Linked DNA regions of Homo sapiens: region 2 is linked to region 1. A link is a loop called in an ENCODE intact Hi-C map of the cell type or tissue named here. Cell type or tissue: chondrocyte. All regions are shown on one strand. Each heading gives the region's core, and the rest is flanking DNA. Links, peaks and the distances in the headings are about the cores only.

The links. A loop is a pair of places that touch in the nucleus more often than their neighbours do. Peaks named below come from ENCODE experiments on the same cell type or tissue, not always from the same donor. Only the 100,000 strongest peaks of a DNase experiment are listed, where the experiment ranks them.
Region 2: it touches region 1 in a loop (4-fold over the local background); 11 of 110 quality-filtered maps call a loop at or near these places.

Annotation. Positions count from the first base shown.
Region 1 is chr12:93,750,963-93,756,348 of GRCh38, reverse strand. The region is part of intron 2 of CRADD (CARD and death domain containing adaptor protein); the gene reads right to left. Among named protein-coding and RNA genes, the nearest start is that of CRADD-AS1, 16 kb to the right of the region's middle. In chondrocyte, for the core only: no CTCF peak of the experiment used is centred there; a DNase peak (open chromatin) is centred at 2,393.
Region 2 is chr12:93,800,523-93,805,908 of GRCh38, reverse strand. All of the region lies in intron 2 of CRADD (CARD and death domain containing adaptor protein), which reads right to left. Among named protein-coding and RNA genes, the nearest start is that of CRADD-AS1, 65 kb to the right of the region's middle. In chondrocyte, for the core only: a CTCF peak has its summit at 2,992; no DNase peak of the experiment used is centred there.

The sequences.
Region 1 (5,386 bases), core at 119-5,118:
CTTAACTAATCTTAATATCGCTGAACTTATGGTGAGTCATTCCCAACATTCACTAACAAGTATTTATTGAACATTTATTATTTGCACTGTAACACACATTTCAGATATATTGGTGAACAAAAAAGAGAAAGATGCCTGACCTGTGCCACTCACTTGGAGGATGAAGGGGCAAATACTCAGTAAGTAATGAACATAAATAAATTTTTTAGTGTTTTAGATAATTATTAGTGCTTTTTTAAAAAGTGCAACAAAGTAAGGGGAATCAAGGATGCCAGGGCTGATTGTAGGCTGATTAAAATTTTAAACCATGCTCAATAAACAAGTATACATTTATGACTTGATATCTTTATCTTTTCTGCTTTCTTTAGAATTGTTCTAAAGATGGATTTAGTTGGGCTTAGAACATGGCCCACACCCACCTAACAGTTCATCTGCCTAAAAAGCAGCAAATTTTCCAAAAATATCCAATCTGTACCTTAATCTTTAAAATAATCATATGCTACTTTTTCTTTTATTGAAACAAAGTTATTTACTTTCTATCAAAATATTACCATCAGAAAGTAAGTTACCTGGGGCAGAGAGGGGCTCTGCGGAGCAAACTAACAGATCAATAAGCATCACTCAACCTGAAGAAACTACAGTATGTGGCTACAGTGCACTGGCCATGAGCTAATGCACTTAGGCTCCTAAATCGGCTGACTGGGATTCCAATGAATTACACCTAAAGGAGGTACGCCTGTGGGGCAGACAAACACCAGATGTTCTGCTCTGAAATGCCTGTCTTATTTGTAAGTTTGTGTATTCATATGTTGGGAGCCCTAGGTTTTGTGATGCTGTTAAACAACCAACACCTGGAACCTGAAGACTAAGCCTGGCTGAGGTGAAAATCATAGGGTAGTTAGTTCCACTGTCATGTAGGGCATATGACAAAGCTAGAACAGAGATTTAAAAAATTTTCCAAATTAGAAGGTGATATAAACCTATGCAGAGGAGATGCAGGACTCTGCTGACATGTGGCCTTCTAAGCCCACCACTCCTTTGTGAGGGATAAGGCAATATTTGGGAACTGTATCTGATATGGTTTGGCTGTGTCCCCACCCAAATATCATCTTGAATTGTAGCTCCCATAATACCCACATGTCATGGGAGGGACCTGGTGGGAGGTAATGAAATCATAGGGAAGGGTTTTTCCCATGCTGTTCTCATGGTAGTGAATAAGTCTCAAGAGATCTGATGGTTTTATAAAGGGCCATTCCCCTTCACATGCTCTCTTGCCTGCCACCCTGTAAGATGTGCCTTTGCTCCTCCTTCACCTTCTGCCATGATTGTAAGGCCTCCCCAGCCATGTGGAACTGTGAATCCACTAAACCCTTTTTTTTTTTTAATGAATTACCCAGTCTCAAGTATTTCTTCATAGCAGTATGAAAATGGACTGATACAGTAAACTGGTACTGGGAATGAGGTGCTGCTATAAAGATACCCAAAAATGTGGAAGCGACTTTGGAACTGGGTAACAGGCAGAGGTTGGAACAGTTTGGAGGGCTAAGAAGAAGATAGGAAAATGTCTTCCTCAGAAGACAGGAAGATGTGAGAAAGTTTGGAACTTTCTAGAGATTTTTTGAATGGCTTTGACAAAAATGCTGATAGTGACATAGACAATAAAGTCCAGGCTGAGGTGGTCTCAGATGGAGATAAGGAACTTGTTGGGAACTGCAGCAAAGGTGACTCTTGCTATGCTTTAGCAAAGAGACTGGTGGCATTTGCCCCTGCCCTAAAGATCTATGGAACTTTGAACTTGAGAGAGATGATTTAGGATATCTGGAGGAAGAAATTTCTAAACAGCAAAGCATTCAAGAGGAAGCAGAGCATAAAAGTGTGAAAAATTTGCAGGCTGATGATACAACAGAAAAGAAAACCCCTATTCTTGGGAGAAATTCAAGTCAGCTGCAGAAACTTGCATAAGTAACAAGGAGCCAAATGTTAATTGCCAAGACAATGGGGAAAATGTCTCCAGGGCATGTCAGGCATCTTTGAGGTAGTCTCTCCCATCACAGGCCCAGAGGCCTAGCAGGAAAAAATGGTTTCATGGACCAGGTCCAGGGACTCCTGCTGTGTGAACCTAGGACTTGGTGCCCTGTGTCCCAGCCATGGCTAAAAAGGGCCAAGGTAGAGCTTGGGTCATGGCCTCAATGGGTGTAAGCCCCAAGCCTTGGCAGTTTCCACATGGTGTTGGTCCTGCAGGTGCACAGAAAACAAGAATTGAGGTTTGGGAACCTCCACTTAGATTTCAGAGAATGTATGGCAATGCCTGGATGTCCAGGCAGAGGTATGCTGCAGGGGCGGAGCGCTCATGGAGAACCTATGCTAGGACAGTGCAGAAGGAAAATGTGGGGTTGGAGCCCCTCACAGAGTTCCCACTGGGGCACTTCCTAGTAGAGCTGTGAGAAGAGGGCCACGCCCTCCAGACCCCAGAATGGTAGATCCACTGATAGCTTGAACCATGCACCTGGAAAAGCCATAGACACTCAACTCCAGCAGTGAAAGCAGCTGGGAGGGGGGCTATACCCTGCAAAGCCACAGAGGCAGAGCTGCCCAAAGTTGTGGGAGACCACCTCTTACATCCAGCAGGACCTGGATGTGAGACATGGAGTCAAAGGAGATTATTTCAGAGCTTTAAGATTTAATTACTGCCCTACTGGATTTCAAACTTGCATGGAGCCTGTAGCCCCTTTGTTTGGGCCAATTTCTCCCATTTGGGATGAGTGTATTTACTGAATGCCTGTACCCCATTGTATGTAGGAAGTAACTAACTTACTTTTGATTTTACAGGCTCATAAGCGGAAGGGACTTGCCTTGTCTCAGATGAGACTTTGGACTGTGGACTTTTGGGTTAACACTGAAATGAGCTAAGACCTTGGGGGACTGTTGGGAAGGCAGGATTGGTTTTGAAATGTGAAGACGTGAGATTTGGAGGGGCCAGGGGTGGAATGATATGGTTTGGCTGTGTCCGCACACAAGTCTCATCTTGAATTTTAGCTCCTATAATCCTCACATGTAATGGGAGGGACCCAGTGGGAGGTAATTGAATCATGGAGGTGGGTTTTTCCTGTGCTATTCTCTTGATAGTGTGAATAAGTCTCACAAGATCTGATGGTTTCATAAAGGGTAGTTCACCTACACACACTCTCTCGCCTGCCACCATGTAAGACGTGACTTTGCTCCTTGATATGGTTTGGCTGTGTCCCCACCCAAATGTCATCTTGAATTGTAACTCCCACAATTCCCACATGTCGTGGGAAGAACCCAGTGGGAGGTGGTTGAATTACGGGGGCGGGTCTTTCCTGCGCTGTTCTCATGATAGTGGATCAGTCTCACAAGATCTGATGGTTTTACAAAGGGGAGTTTCCCTGCACAAGCTCTCTTCTCTTGTCTGCCACCATGTGAGATGTGCCTTTCACCTTCGACTGTGATTGTGAGGCCTCCCCAGCCATGTAAAACTGTAAGTCCAATAAACCTCTTCCTTTTGTAAATTGCCCAGTTTCAGGTATATCTTTATCAGCAGCATGAAAACAGACTAATACACTCTTCCTTCACCTTCTGCCATGATTATGAGGCCCCCCCTGCCATGTGGAACTGTGAGTCCATTAAATCTCTTTTTCTTTATAAATTACCCAATCTGGAGTATTTCTTCATAGCACTATGAAAATGGACTAATACATTATCCATTTTACCATCAGATATATTTTTTTGTTCTAACTGTTTGGAGTATTTCTTTTACCCAAGATAAGTAAAAGCTACAACTCTTAGTATAAATATGTGTCCAAGTGCCTCATAACTGCTAACCACAGGGATCCTGAGCTCTCATAGCTTAAACACACAGTGTTTATTTTACTGGTCTACTTCTCCTGAAGACCTAAAAGGGCCTATAGCCTCAGTAGTTGACAAAACAACATATTAAAATTCCTCACTGATCACTAACATAACCTAAAATCCCTGCTTTTGACATTAGCATGGCAGACATCCTTAGCAGGCCTAAATAGAATGGCCTTATAAGTGGATCCAAAGGGCTTCTGAATCATGAGTTAGCCAGATGGTCAGCATCTCCAGTCCTTTATGCTAACATACTTTGGAAGGCTACCTGGAAACCGTCAGCAAAAGCCATGCTTTACCCTCCACTGGGGAATGAGGTCCCAGCGGGAATGAAGTCCCAGGAATGGGAATGGTCATAGCGCCCTTAGCAAGTAAAGACGCTTTAAAGGGCTCTCAAGCATACATGCCCCACCCTTGGCAAGTACAGATGCTTTCAAAGGTTCTCAAGTACACTGCAGGTAGTTACTTGCCGGCCCGACTACCTCCACCCTTAAGTAACTACAGTATGAAAAATGAGGCTGGCAGTTGAGAATAAAGCTCTGGAAAGCAGATTCAAATTCCAGAGCTATCCTGAAAGGAGCAAAGTAAAGATAAAGGATTTTTTGTTTGTGTTTTTGAAACAGAGTCTTGCTCTGTCTCCCAGGCTGGAATGCAGTGGCACGATCCTGGCTCACTACAGCGCCTTCTCCTGGGTTCAAGTGATTCCCTGGCCTCAGTCTCCCGAGTAGCTGGGACTACAGGCACACACCACCACCCTGGCTAATTTTTGTATTTTTAGTAGAGACGGGGTTTTGCCATGTTGGCCAGGCAGGTTTCGAACTTCTGACCTCAAGTGATCCGCCTGCCTCCGCCTTCCAAAGTGCTGGGATTACAGGCATGAGCCACCACGCCTGGCCCAAGATAAAGGATTTAGAGTCAAGTATTTAAAACCCTGATTGAGGTCAGTACTAGGATTTGTTTAAGCAGTGATTGGGAAGTTTTTACCAACAGGTACTATGTTTTGCTTCCTTAGTTTTTGTCTTTATGTGTCATCTGTTCAAAATACAGCATGTATTAATCTTCATTTTCTTAACAGTGTTTAATGAGGAATAATACATATTAATGTAGGTTTCAGTTAATAGTGATTGACTGAACCTCCTGTTTAGATCAAGAGGCTCTCAACAGGGCATCAGCTGGTGACAGACTGCCCTCACTGTAGGTAAACAAACACCATCCAGGGCTGAACTTCCTGACGTGATTGGAGAGATTTTTGTGATCTGTGCTTTGTAACTTCCTTTGCTATTGGTCTAGTAGTAATTCTTTATGGTAAACAACCAGAATCTACTTTTTTCTATAATTATGTTCATAATTTTTTTAAGCAAAAGAAGCAAGATTTGTATTTGTGGAATGTCTCTCAAGTTTACAGTTTTTATTTTTTCCACAATACAAGAAAGAGTATAGTAGACACAGGCAAGTTACCAGGTCAGTTCAGTGAGAGCATTCCCTGAGGCTGGCCTAAAATTAACTAAGATTGTTT
Region 2 (5,386 bases), core at 265-5,264, 49 kb before region 1:
GCATCTCTGGGTAATTTCAGAAGGAAATGAGCTCTATGCCGCATTATGATAATCAATGCCCTCCTTCTTTCCCTCTGACAGATATGTCATCACCAAGGCATTTGCTACACATTGTTCCATGGCCGACAAGCAGGCTGCTGCATGGGGTACAAGGTCTGGGCACTAAGCAGCAGGATACAGTTTTAATGTCCTAATTTCATGTAACAAATGTGGATTTCCAGCAGTCTTGCTAATACATATTTCTTCAGGCAACTTGTTGGGGAAGGAGAAGGAGGGTTTCCTACGTTAGTTAGCTGTTTATTTTTATTTTTATTTATTTATTTATTTATTTATACACACAAAACACTGTTCTTTTTCACTGAACAGCTCGATGTACTGGGTAGGAGAAAAGGGCAGTTGAGGAAACAGGCTCGGAGGACTGGCTCAAAAAAATAAAGAAAAAGAAAAACTGAGTATAACGTAATGTAAAATCTTTTATATACATTTATTGAAATAATTCATTCAAATTTCTAAAATAAAAATAAATGAATTAGACTGTATATACCCTTTCAAAGTAATTTCTATACTTCTTCTAATGATTTTCCATTTATTCTTACTTTAGAGTTTTCTCACATATATATTAAGAAAAAAAGACTCAGAAATATATATTTTCTCGGTGTAAGGCTGAAATCTGTATTACAGGATTTCCATGTAGAGTAAGAGAGAGAAACCTCAATGGATATGTACAAAGGCAACATGATTTGGTCTTCAGAATTGCTTTATAACCCCAGCAAGGAAGTAACTGTGGCTTTAAGAATATTCAGTACACAAAGATAAGTGGTGCCTAACTCAGAAATGACTTACTGAACTCATCACAGTCATTAAAACAATAGAAACTCTAATGGATTCTGAGAAATCTTGAAAGCAGTAGCTATTATACTCGGCTTACTCATCATCCTTAACTACCATTTATTAGTTCTCACCCCCTTTGTATAGCAGGTATTATTAATCATCTGTCAGAGTTCTGGGAAGTTAAGATCAGGGAGGGTAATGCAAGGTCAGACACTGAGTCCATGGGCAAAGTGAGATGGGGTCTGAATCGAGGAGTCCTTCATTCAATGTTTGATTCTGAATTATGTGTCTACATCCTTTCCTCCTCCCTCTCACTCCTACCCACTGCCTGGCCATGAAGTTTTATTTTCCAACTGTTTTGCTTGGTGTAAATTGGAAGGACTCTAATGGAGAGATGAAACAGCCACATTTCAACAGTAGAGGAGGGGTGGTGATTTAGAAGGAAACAAAATCTTAATGGTGTCACTAGCCAAGGGCCTGACCACAGTGTTCAGCAGCTCATTCTGATGAGTACACCATGACTCCGGCAGACACCCCGCACTACATTTCATTGTTCTCCTGAGACTTGGGGACTTCTTTAGTTTGATCCAAATCTCTCATAGTCTGGGTATGTCAGCACTTACCAGAGCATCTGGATGAAAACGGAAAATTTCCCCTCAGATGTAGCTGGTATATACCTGGTTATACAATTCCAAAATCCAGATATTTGAAATCATACATGTGACTGACTAAATGTGTGCATTTTCCCTTCAATGTCAGGCATCATTGCAATAGCCTGGATATATTTAAGCTACCAAGGAACATCCTCACTGGCATCACTCTTGCCAAAATGCATTAAACACCCAAGTTTCCAGATAAGGATGACAGGCATTAAGAACCTACAGATGTGCCTACTCTACAGATGTATGTATTTTTTTTTTCATTTAAGTGTTTTGTATGGGATGGTGTATTAGTTTTCTACTACTGCCATGACAAATGGCCACAAATGTTAATGACTTCAAACAGTACAAATTTATTATCTTAACAGTTCTGAGACCTGTGCTCCCTTTTGGAGGCTCTAAGGGGATTGCATTGCCTTGTTTATTCCAGCTTCTAGAGACTGTATTCCTTAGCTCCAAGGCCTTGCCACCATCTTCAAAGACAGCAACAGTGGGTCAAATCATCACATCGCATCGGTCTGATCCACTCTTTTCCTCCCTTTTCCAATGTTTTCTTGTGATTAGGTTGGGCCCATCTAGATAATCCAGAATAATCTCCCAATCTCAAGATCAGTACCCTTAATCACACCTGCAAAGTCCCCTTTGCCATGGAGGTAACATATTTGCAGGTTCTAAGGACTCAGGCATGAACATCTCGGTGGGAGGGACATTAGTCTGCCTACCACAGATGAGTTTCTGTTTTGTTTTGTTTCTTTTCCATTTCAGCTGGAAGTAATTTGAGACTTCTGCTTCTCAGAATGCCAGGAGAGACAGATCTCCCGAGTTAAGACTTGCTAACAGCTTACTGGCAAGGCAGGGCACTCACAGTTTTTTTTAAAGACGCTTAATGCCAAATGGTGGACGTGGAATGGCTTTAAAAGAGAAACTGTATTTAAGATGGCCTCAACTACAGTAGATATTTTTTTTCTTGCTCACAAACAATACTTGGCAGGTGAATACGATAGAGGAGTGGGCCTCTTTCTTGCCATCATTCAGGAACCCAGCTTAATAGCAGCTCTGCCAACTTCCAAATCTCTCCCAGGAGCTGCCTCCCCTCCAGCCAGCCTGAAGGGAAAAGGAAGATGAAAGAGAGAGAGCATATGGGAGGTTTTCATGGGCCAGGCCTGGAAGTGGTACACATTTCTCTATTCATATTCCATTGACGAGACCTCAGTTTCCCTTAACTGCAAGGCAGACTGGGAAATGTATTTTGGCTGTATATCAGAAAGAAGAGGAAACACATGGTGGGAAACAGCTGAGAGTATACCAAGAAATCATCCTGATCTACTCTAGTCTTCTCCCAGAAGTTAGTATTCTGTCAGCTTCCAAAGGTCATCAATCTCAAACAATTATCATTGATGGCTCTGAAGCATGGCATTTTATCTCTGAAATAAAACTGGCATTGGGGGCAAAATGGTATTGTTTCAGAGGCATAGCTCTCCTCTCCCTTCCTTGCTCTCAAGCTGACACTAAGGGGAGCTCCTGCCTACTTGCACACATGCTATCTCCATTACTCCAGAGAAACCTTTTACACAGAGGAAAGGCTGGCTATTGGAAGACATCCTGAAGCATTCAGAGCTCACACTGAGAAGCTCCCCCAGTAACTGAGATGCTGCACCCACAAAAGTACCTTGGTTTCTTCTACAGATTACAGGAAAACAAATGGCCTCCCAGAGAAAAGGTCTGGATAGTGTTTTCCCCCCTTGTCAGGAGACTAGCAGACCGAAGAGGACATTCAGAGGCCCCACAAAGATACATTTACCTGCAGAACAGTGGAATATTGTCCCATCCCACACCTCTTGAGCTTGCACTAGATGAGAAAAAGGAAGTAGCCATGACCAGTTGGCCATTGGGATATGCAGCTTGTGGCCTGGCCCCTGGCCCAGAAATTCTCCTGGCTGCTGCATCACTGATACCTGGTTCTAGTCTGTTTTCACACTGATATGATGATGGCTGACATGAGATCAAGCTCAGAGAGCCCTGATTTAAAATACAGCCTAAGACATAATTATAACGTCAAAAAACAATAGATGTGGGCATGGATGTGGTTAAAAGGAAACACTTTTACCCTGCTGGTGGGAATGTAAATTAGTAAAACCACTATGGAAAACGTATAGAGATTCCTTAAAGAACTAAAAGTAGAAGTACCATTCAATCCAGCAATCCCACTACTGGGTTCCTACCCAGAGGAAAAGAAGTCATATGAAAAAGACACATGCACATGCATGTTTACAGCAGCACAATTCACAAGTGCAAAGATAGGGAACCAGCCTAAGTGGCCATCAACCAACGAATGGATAAAGAAAACACGGTGTATATATGCCATGGAATACCACTCAGCCATAAAAAGGAATGAAATAATGTCTTTTGTGGCAACTTGGATGGAGCTGGAGGCCATTATTCTAAGTGAAGTAACTCAAGAATGGAAAACAAATATTGTATGTTCTCACTTATAAGTGGGAGCTAAGCTATGAGGATTCAGAAGAATGATGTAATGGACTTTGGGGACTTGTTGTGGCCGGATGGGAGGGGGTGAGGTATAAAAGACAACATACTGGATACAGTGTACCCTGCTCAAGTGACGGGTGCACTAAAATCTCAGAAATCACCACTAAAGAACTTATCCATGTAACCAAAAACCACCTGTACCCCCAAAACTATTTAAATAAACATTTTTTAAAGGCCAGGCACTGTGGCTCATGCCTGGAATCCCAGCACTTTGGGAGGCTGAGGCAGGCGGATCACCTGAGGTCAGGAGTTCAAGACCAGCCTGGCCAACATAGTGAAACTCCATTTCTACTAAAAATACAAAAATTAGCCAGGCATAGTGGCGGGTGCTTGTAATCCCAGCTACTCAGGAGGCTGACGCTGGAGAATCACTTGAACCCAGGAGGTGGAGGTTGCAGTGAGCTGAGATCATACCACTGCACTCCAGCCTGGGCAACACAGTGAGACTGCGTCTCAAAAAAATAGATAAAAATAAAATAAAATAGGGCCTAAGAACTACATCTAAGGCCAATCAAATAGTTAAGGAGGGAAAGTTCTTCAGAGATCAATACCAGCTAATAAATGCAGAAGAATGTAGGAATTAGGAAACTACCATTTTGCTTCCACCTCATGAAGTACTGGAATTTGGCAGTTATCAATAAACATTAAACCATTGTGAAAGGTTGATAAGGAACTTTATAATGGAAAGATCAAGGTGAAAATGTCAAAACCTCCAATCAATCTATGATCATTACACATGGGACTGACAGGCTTTATGTACCTCCTGATGTGGTATGGTTGAAAGTCTACAGCACCACCAATAAAAGATATTCTTGCCTGAAATATTTAACCTGAATCTAATCAAGCCTCTAGATTCAACGACTAGCTTACAGGAAATATAGCAAACAGAAAAGTGTATTAACTACCACCACAATGATAAAATCACCCTAATCCAGAATAAATGATTCAGCCACTTTAATAGTGTATGTGATGGTTAATTTTGTGTGTCAACTTGACTGGGCTTAAGGGGTGCCCAGATAGCTGGCGAAACATTATTTTCGGATGTGTCTGTAAGGGTATTTTCATAAGAGAGTAGCATTTGAATCAACAGATTGAGTAAAGATCACCCTCACTGTATTAGTCCATTCTCACACAGCTATAAAGATACTACCTGAGACTGGGTAAGTTATGAAGAAAAGAGGTTTAATTGACTCACAGTATGCATGTCAGGAAACTTACAATCATGGCAGAAGGCAAAGGGGAAGCAAGGGGCAGATCTTCCATAGTGGCCAGAGAGAGAGAGAGAGAGAGCAGGAGTAAGTGCCATACTTTTAAACCATCAGATCTTGTGAGAACTCACTCATTATCAC